Regions from separate parts of the Homo sapiens genome. Here region 2 is linked to region 1. A link is an interaction called in ENCODE POLR2A ChIA-PET data of the cell type or tissue named here. Cell type or tissue: PC-9. All regions are shown on one strand. Links, peaks and the distances in the headings refer to the core of each region. The heading gives the core; the rest is flanking DNA.

Region 1 (4,908 bases), core at 979-3,478:
GTCCCCTCTCAGTCCCATGAACAGGCAAAGCTGCTTCCTGCAGAGGCCCCAACCTTTGCGCCTCCTCCTCAGAGAATCTGATTCTCCCTCCTCAGTGCGGTTCCTTTCCCACACACACCCACACAACAATCCAGACTCAGAGAATGGAGTGCCTCAAATTAGGGGAAATGGCCGGGCACAGTGGCTCACACCTGTAATCCCAGCACTTTGGGAGGTCAAGGCGGGCGGATCACTTGAGGTCAGGAGTTCAAGGCCAGACTGGCCAACATGGCAAAACTCCATCTCCCCTAAAAATACAAAAATTAGCTGGGCGTGGTGGCGGGTGCCTGTAATCCCAGCTACTTGGGAGGCTGAGGCGCGAGAATCACTTGAACCTGGATGGCAGAGGTTGCAGTGAGCCAAGATCAAGCCACTGCCCTCCAGCCTGGGCAACAGAGCGAGACTCCATCTCAAAAAAAAAAAAAAATTCAGGAAATGATGAGGCTGCACACACACATGCACACACCACACATGGCTCATGCATGCACATGACATGCATTCACATGCACACATGCCCATGCATGTATGTGTTCACATATGCACACACAGCACCTGCTCACATGCACACACAGGACAGTCACACACATGCACACACACGCATGCACATGCACACTCACATATACATTATACACATATGTACACATGGCGCGCACACACCCATACATGCATGCTCACACATGTGCACACATGGTGCACACTCACACACCCACACATGCATGCTCACACATGCACATACACACTCCCCTCTTCACCCAGCCACCCCGCTATTCATTCTGGATCCCCTTACCCAACCCTGGTTCAGGACCACCTCTCCTGACCCCTAGGCTAGGTCAGGCCACTCTCCTGACACCCTCATTACTCATAGGCTTTCTCTTCAGCACTTTTACCACGATTGTGACTAATTACATGTGTGATCATTTTGGTACCAGGTAATATTAATAGCTCGAAAAATATTACTGGGCTTTCCTCTTTGGCCTTTCTGGGTAAGTAGCCCTTCCCCTCTCAGGCCTGAGGCACCTGGCTACCTGGAAAATATTTGAATTTGTACAGAAGGAATAAAGAGGACCATGGCAGATCTAGTTCCTGATCATCAACACAGACTTTGCTATGAGACAGTAGGTTTAGAAGTCACCGCTGCGCACTGACCCTCTGGGGGCTTGGGAGGAAAGTGCTCTGAGACCACCCTCCAGCAGCTTAGGGGTGGGGCCCCTGGAGGTGCAGCAAGTTGAGAGGAAGGAAGCCCTGGTGTTTCGCTTTCCTTGGCCACACTGGTCCCCTCCGGGCCAGGATGGGCTCAATGTGTTCTTGCTCAGGTAGGTGACACCTCATTAAGACAAGGGGCAGAGGGACCTGCAGAAGGGTCTGGGAGTAGATGGCTCAGGTAGGGGTCAGATGCAGTAGAGAAGAGGGGGCTCTGAAAAAAAAAAAAAGGCTGGGCGCAGTGGCTCATGCCTGTAATCCCAGTACTTTGGGAGGCCAAGGCGGGTGGATCACCTGAGGTCAGGAGTTCAAGACCAGCCTGGCCAACCTGGCGAAACCCCATCTCTACTAAAAATACAAAAATTAGCCGGGCGTGGTGGCAGGCGCCTGTAATCCCAGCTACTCAGGAGGCCGAAGCAAGAGAATCACTTGAACCCGGGAGGCGGAGGTTGCAGTGAGCTGAGATCGCACCATTGCACTCCAGCCTGGGCAACAAGAGCAGAAACTCCATCTCAAAAAAAAAAAAAAAAAAAAAAGAAGAGGGCGCTCTGAGCCAAGGTAGAGCCAAGTCAACCAGGCAGGCGGAGGCCCAGAGCATGAGTTTTACCTACTGCCGGTTTCGGCCAAAATGCCAGAAAGCCAAGCAGCAATCTTGGGCATCGGACTTGGCTAGAAATCCCTCTCCTCCTGGGAAGTCTCGTCATCAACACCCAGACACCCCCACCCCCACCCACCCACCCAGTGCCAGCTTAGAGAAAAGCTGGGAGGAGCAGAAGGAAATTTGAGACCAAGCATTACCTAAAGGCCTAAAGTACTGGATCAGATTAAATTAAATCTAGTTCTTTTTCCTTGTTGCCCTATGAGTAGGCTTTGTGAGAAATATCAGATCCATTGCAGGAAATAAAGAAAAGACATGTTCTCTGCAGACCCACATGGCAGGTGAGTAAATGTACAGCATGGATATCCGTCACCAGCGGTGCATTCCCCTAGGCAGGCACCACACCGTCCTGTGGAGCATTGTGTTAGTAGGCGCTCAGTAAACACCCATGAAGTGAGTCAATGTATGATTAAATTCCAACCCTGCGTGGCAGCAGACAGGTGGCTGGTCTCTGGGACTGGGGAAGAACAAGGCTCTGTATGTAGTTGGCTTCCTCTGGAAGGACAGGTTTTAAGTCAGATCCGACTGGGTTCAAACCTTGGCTTGGCCAAGGCAGCTTCTAGCATGGCCTCCAGTGATCCCACCTCCTGGCCTGAGTGTGGGTGGACACTTCTGCTATTTATTTATTTATTTGATTTATTTTGAGACAGAGTCTTGCCCTGACACCCAGGCTGGAGTGCAGTGGTGTGATCTCCGCTCACTGCAACCTCCACCTCCCGGCTTCAAGTGATTCTCCTGCCTCAGCCTCCCAAGTAGCTGGAACCAAAGGCATGCACCACCATGCCTGGCTAATTTTTGTATTTTTAGTTGTTTAGGATTTGTTTTAGTTGTATTTTAGTTGTTTAGGGTTATTTTTAGTTGTATTTTAGTTGTTTAGGGTTTCACCATGTTGGCCAGGCTGATCTCAAACTCCTGACCTCAAGTGATCCACCCACCTCAGCCTCCCACAGTTCTGGGATTACAGGCATGAGCCACCATGCCCAGCCATGGGTAGGCACTTCTAATGAGCAGAATATGGCAAAAGGGACAGGATGTCACCTCCAAGATTACGTTATAAAAGACAGTGACTTCCACCTTTCTCTCTCCCTCTCTCTCACATGAGCACGCGCGCGTGCACGCGCGCGCGCACACACACACACACACACACACACACACACATAACTTCTTGGCTTTCTTGCTTTGACACAGCAAGCTGCCATGCTGGAGATACCCACATAGAAAAGAATTGAAATCAGCCTCCAGCCACTAATAGATAGATAACTAATAGCAATAGATAACTAATACAGCCACTCATTAGCTCTGCCCTCAGACCAGTTCTTAACCTGTATGTGTGTACCCTCATCTGAAAATGGGCATAATAGCACATCCCCACCATACAGGCTAATTGTGAGGACCACGAAAATGAATGGATGGGTGGATGGGTAGATGGGTAGATGGATGGAAGGATGGTTGGGTGGGTGAATAGATGAATGGGTGGGCGAAGGGATGGATGGATGGATGGATGGATAGATGGATGGATGGATGGATGAGTGGGTAGATGGGTGGATGAGTGAGTGGGTGGGGATGGGTAAATTGGTGGATGGATAGATGGATGGGTGGAAGGAAGAAAAGATGGATGGATGGATGGATGGATGGATAGGTGGATGAGTAGATGGTTAGGTGGATAGGTGGATGGGTGCGTGGATGGATGGATGGATGGATGGATGGATGGATGGATGGGTAGGTGGGTGGGTGGGTGATTGGATGGATGGAAGGATGGATGGGTGGATAGATGGAACCACTGGCTGGAGCCGTGTGAATATCACAGAATCAGGAAGTGAAGCCCAATCAGTAAGTCCCGATGGGGCTGTGAATAACCCTCACTGAGCAGCTGTCACAAGGCTAAGCACCTGGCTGTCCCCCTAGGAAAGCCCCTCACCAAGGTGAAGCTCTACCTCCGTCCTCACTTCACCCGCAGCCCGTTCCTCCTGGGGCTGCAAAGGACCAGTGCTTAGAGCTACCTCTGGTCAGAAGCCAGCAGAGTCCTACAGTAAAAGGGGTTGGGGCCCCCTGCTGAGCTCAGTACTGAAGAGGAGGCATGGCCAGGCAGCCCAGCACCCTCTGCCCTCCACCCAGCAACCCCCAGGCTAGATTCTGCCATCCTTTTCTCATTGATTATGTTCCCCATGAGGCTGCTCTTGCCCAAAAGCTGGCCCAGCTTGACACCACAGAGACAAACCAACCAACAGCCACAGCATCTGATAGCCCCAGTAACTGACTCTTGTGGGAAGGCCGCGGCCAGCTGGCCTGAGTCCCACAGCCTGACCATGGCTCCGTCAGTGGCCAGTCCTGGGGGCAACAGGGACACAGGGGAAGGGTCAGGCCCCAGCTCTCATGGTGTAACAGATACCAGCTCCAAGTCAGGAGAATGGACTTTCCACCTGCATGCACGTCACAGTGCCCAGAACCCTAACAGACATGCATCAGACTTGACACCTTCCCCACCCACCACCCCAGGTTTGGCTGCCCATAGAGGCGCACACCTGTCCTCCCATCTCCTCCTGGGCTGGAGCCATGTGAGCAGAAGGGGATGTGAAGACAGATCCTTGATGTCCACAGGTGCGGGGACTGCTTGCCAACCCATGGCAACTCACCTGTAGCGCATGGAGATTTGGGGGTAAACCCAGTGATGCTGAGTATGTGGGCTGCCCAAGCTGGGTGGCAACCAACCCCAGCATTGAATGTGCTGAGAGCTGGACCGGTGGATGTCCCCACTGCCCTGAGGCAGGTCCAGGAGAAGGCTCCTACCTGCTGTGCAGAGGGCAAGGTAAGTCTTGTCCTTGATCTACAGCCAGAAGACAGCAGGGCTGCTTCTGTCTGCGTCCCAGCCTCCACTCTTCTCTAGATACCATCACCACCATGACAACTGCAGTTAACACTTAGTGAAGACCCCTAGGTGCCACGCGCCCATGCAATACCCACAGACCCCTCTGAGGTAGGCCCTGTAATGGTCCCTACGTTAGGGAGGGGCG
Region 2 (4,067 bases), core at 1,358-3,857, 120 kb before region 1:
TTCCAAAAGATTAGAAGGCAAAGGACAGAAAGAAACAAATCACTATGTCTGGGAAGGGACATGAAGGAGCAGGTTCCCACTGGGCCAGCGGGGCTCAAACCCACTGGGGACGTCCGAGAGACTGCAAGGGCCATGCCTTCACATTGCCGTACCTGAGAAGCAAGGAGCTGGGGTATTTATCTCTTTCACACTTTGGGAGGCTGAGGTGGGCGGATCACCTGAGGTCAGGAGTTCGAGACTAGCCTGGCCAACACAGTGAAACCCCGTCTCTACTAAAACTAGAAATAATTAGCTGGGTGTGGTGGCACACACCTGTAATCCCAGCTACTTGGAAGGCTGAGGCATGAGAATTGCTTGAGCCCAGGAGGTAGAGGCTGCAGTGAGCATAAATTGCACCACTGCACTCCAGCCTGGGTGAAACTCTGTCTCAAAAAGTAATAATAATCATGATAAATAAAATAACATTAGATTGTTAGCAGAAGTAGCCACAGGTTTCTCCCACCTCTCTGCAAGTTGCTGAGTGTGATTCCCATCAAGAGGTACAATGTCTTTTTATTTTTATTTTATTTATTTTATTTATATTGCCTATGTTGTCTAGGCTGGTTCCAAACTCCTGAGCTCAAGTGATCCTTCTACGTCAGCCCCCCAAAGTGTTGGGATTACAGGCATCAGCCACTGCACCTGGCCCAGATACTTTTTCTTGAGTAGGAATTTCGAGTCACCCTGAACATTGCATGCCTTCGTAGTGGGGAAGACAATAGGAAACCACAGGCTGTAGGCTAAAATGGGTTGTGTTTCTTGTAACGTCATGACAAGGCATAACCCATCTTGGCATAGTAAATAGTAAGCACTCACTGAACTGATGATTTTAAATCTTTGCTGTTTATTCAGCAATATCCTAAATTAGCGCTATGTTAGTGGAGTTGCATCTCCCTCATGGATTAGTCTGAAAAAGATGAGAAATCTGTATGTAGACCAAGTTATCCTTAAACTGCTCATAATGTATGATGCACGTGGTTTTACGTGTACAGCCTGGTACCATTGTTCTTAGGCACATTTCAGTGCCAGAACTCTTAATACCCAGGAAGAAGCAAAAAGAAAGATGGAGGTGCAGCTAGAGGTTGTGGCCTTTGAACGATTCATTCTGCCTTAATAAGAGTGGTCTGGCTGAGCTCGGTGGCTCACACCTGTAATCCCAGCACTTTGGGAGGCCAAGGCAGGCAGATCGCTTGAGCCCAGGAGTTCAAGACCAGCCCAGGCAGCATAGCGAGACCCCCCCTCCCCCCGTCTCTACAAAAAAATAGAAACAATGAGCCAGGCATGGTGGAACGTAGTGCGTGGTGCCTGTAGTCTCAGCTACCCAGTTGGCTGAGGTGGGAGGATCACCTGAGCCCTAGAAGTCGAGGCTTCAGTGAGCCCTTATTGTGCCACTGCACTCCACTCTAGGTGACAGAGCGAGACAGGTCCTGTCTCGAAAAGAAAGAAGAAGAATTAAAAAAAGTGATTAGATCCCTTGTGTTTGGGACACTTGTTGGCAGCAGGGATGGTAGCGTTTATGAGGGTTGCATGTAACATCGCCTAGCTCAGACATCTGTTTGACTGTCTTCCCCCCTGAAGCGCAGGCTCTGTGAGGGCAGGTCTTTTGTCTTTCTTGTTAATCTTCATATGCTTAGTGCTTGCCACATAGTTGATGCTCAGTCGATATTTGGATGAATTGAAGGGATTAATGCATTGAATCTGAACCTTGCTTTCTTAATGCATATGGGGAGTTCTTTGGAAAGCCACACAGAGGAGCTTGGTTGCCTGCTTCCTCTCTTCCCCAGATTGTCTTTTTATTGTTGTGGCTTCACTGAAGCACTCTCACTTCAAATAATTTTGGGCATTGGTCGTATTTTATTCTTTGTTCCTTCTTCATCCTTACCCCTCAGATGGTATGTAGAAAAGTACACTACATCTAGAAAGTACTTTATAAACTCATTTGGTTGATAATAATACATATGCCTTTTCCTTGGTCCTGGTAGCAGAATCTTGTGCCACTCTTGGAATACAAACGAAATTCTTAACCAAAGCCAGTTTCATTTTGATGTTCTATTTTCCTCCCATTCACACTCCAAATTGTGCACCAAAGTATCATCCTAGTTTTGTGAGGATGGTTCTCCATACTTCAGGGTAGGAGTATCATGTGGATTCCTATGATACCTTTCTCCCTGGGACCATGGAGGGCAGCAGCTGGTGATTGATAGTCTGATTCCCGGTGAGGAAAGCTGTGAGCCTTCCACTTGCAGATGTCTGCCAACTACATGTGTCCTTAGTCAACTGTACCACTGTCCTCCGGCAAACAGCAGAAGCCCAGGGCCTGAAGTTCTTAAGCTGTCATTATGGAAAGCAGAAGGTAAACAAAACAGAAGTGAAAGTAGATTTAATTTTTTAGACTGTTCTCTTACAGGAATGGTTTTGTGGTTCTCAGCATTTTAAAAAAAATAGTGGTTCCAATATGTTTTATTGACATCAATTACTGTAAGTCTGATTCATTTTCTGCCTATTGATTTCTACCCAAGGTGAAATTCATGACATTTAACAGAAAGCATAAGTGATTTTTTAAAAGCAGACACTATTAGGGACGGTAAAAATAAGATTTAAAGTCGGGACACTTGAAAAAGCAATTTTTATACCTTTGGTAACGATTCTATTCTGATTCTTTGTATAAATAATATAAACAAAGGCTCTAGAAGCTTACTATAATGAAGTTGGTGTGCTGTTTCTAAATTCTGGTTTAAGGCCCAAATTCATTTTATCTGCATTAACTTTTTTTTTTTTGAGAGTCTCGCTCTGTCACCCAGGCTAGAGTGCAATGGTATGATCTCGGCTCACTGCAACCTCTGCCTCCCGGGTTCAAGCGATTCTCCTGCCTCAGCCTCCCGAGTAGCTGGGATTATAGGTGTGCGCCACCACGCCCGGCTAATTTTTGTATTTTTAGTAGAGACGGGGTTTCACTATGCTGGTCAGGCTGGTCTCAAACTCCTGACCTTGTGATCCGCCTGCCTCGGCCTCCCAAAGTGCTGGGATTACAGGCGTGAGCCACTGCACCCGGCCGTGTTAAAATTTTTCAGTGGTAGACCACTATGTCAATATGTTGCTTTCACTGACAACAGTATTTTCTTAAAGATAGGATACCCCATTTCTAGATGAATCTCATTCTAGCTGGAAAATAATTTTTCAGTTCTGAAACTACATCAGGCCTCAGGGAATCAAAACTAGCTATTAGCCACACACATATAAAGTGGCTTTGCTTTATAAACGATTTAGGGTCACCATCAATGACAATGGTCCCTTTTTATTGTATTTTTAAGAGTTTCTTATCTTAAATGGCTGCATAACTGTAGAGTTTTAAAAAAATTAAGTAAATGACCATGTTAATGCTCTATTAAGCTTCCAAACAATATTGTAATTTACTTTGAAGATTTTTTTTTATTCTCAACATCCTGCAGCTTGACCGTTTGCCTCCGTGTCTCAGTGCTGCTTATTTTGAGGTGTGGACTGGAGTCCATCTGTCCCCCTTGCCTCTGAACTGCTCCGTTTTGTGTTTCGTAATTCTTCATGCTGCATCCTGGGCGCATTTCTCTGTAGTAGCTTTCAATTTGCTCATGCTTTGACTGGGCTTAGTCTAGCGTTTATCCTATCTCTTAAGGTTTTTTAAAAAATTTTCATGATTATTCATTTATTTCCAGGATTTCTCATTTCTTCAGTCACATCTCCTTGTTCTGGTTTTACTTCTTCCTGTTTTTATTCATAACATCTTTTTTATACACGATTCCTTCATGTATTTCTAATCTTAAGTATATTTAATTGCTTATTTGATTCTTTTTTTTTTTTATTGAGACAGGGTCTTACTCTGCCACCAGGCCGGAGTGCAGTGACATAGTCATAGCTCACTGCAGCCTCAACTACTTGGACTCAAGCGACCTTCCCACCTCAGCCTCCCAGGTAGCTAGGAATACAGGTGTGAGAGCCGCCACACCCAGCTGATTTGTCTTACTATGTTGCCCAGGCTGGTCTTGAATTCCTGG

The links. ChIA-PET counts read pairs that join two places held together with the same protein. Peaks named below come from ENCODE experiments on the same cell type or tissue, not always from the same donor. Only the 100,000 strongest peaks of a DNase experiment are listed, where the experiment ranks them.
Region 2: POLR2A ChIA-PET joins it to region 1 with 5 read pairs; 1 of 35 experiments calls an interaction of 5 or more read pairs at or near these places.

Annotation. Positions count from the first base shown.
Region 1 is chr20:50,668,406-50,673,313 of GRCh38, forward strand. The region is part of intron 1 of RIPOR3 (RIPOR family member 3); the gene reads right to left. It overlaps LOC105372659 (a long non-coding RNA gene), which reads left to right. Exons shown (of 5, transcript XR_007067644.1): 3 at 2,107-2,178; 4 at 4,496-4,703. Among named protein-coding and RNA genes, the nearest start is that of RIPOR3, 21 kb to the right of the region's middle. In PC-9, for the core only: no CTCF peak of the experiment used is centred there; a DNase peak (open chromatin) is centred at 2,216; H3K27ac peaks cover 2,401 bases.
Region 2 is chr20:50,544,569-50,548,635 of GRCh38, forward strand. The region is part of intron 1 of PTPN1 (protein tyrosine phosphatase non-receptor type 1); the gene reads left to right. Among named protein-coding and RNA genes, the nearest start is that of PTPN1, 36 kb to the left of the region's middle. In PC-9, for the core only: no CTCF peak of the experiment used is centred there; no DNase peak of the experiment used is centred there; H3K27ac peaks cover 594 bases.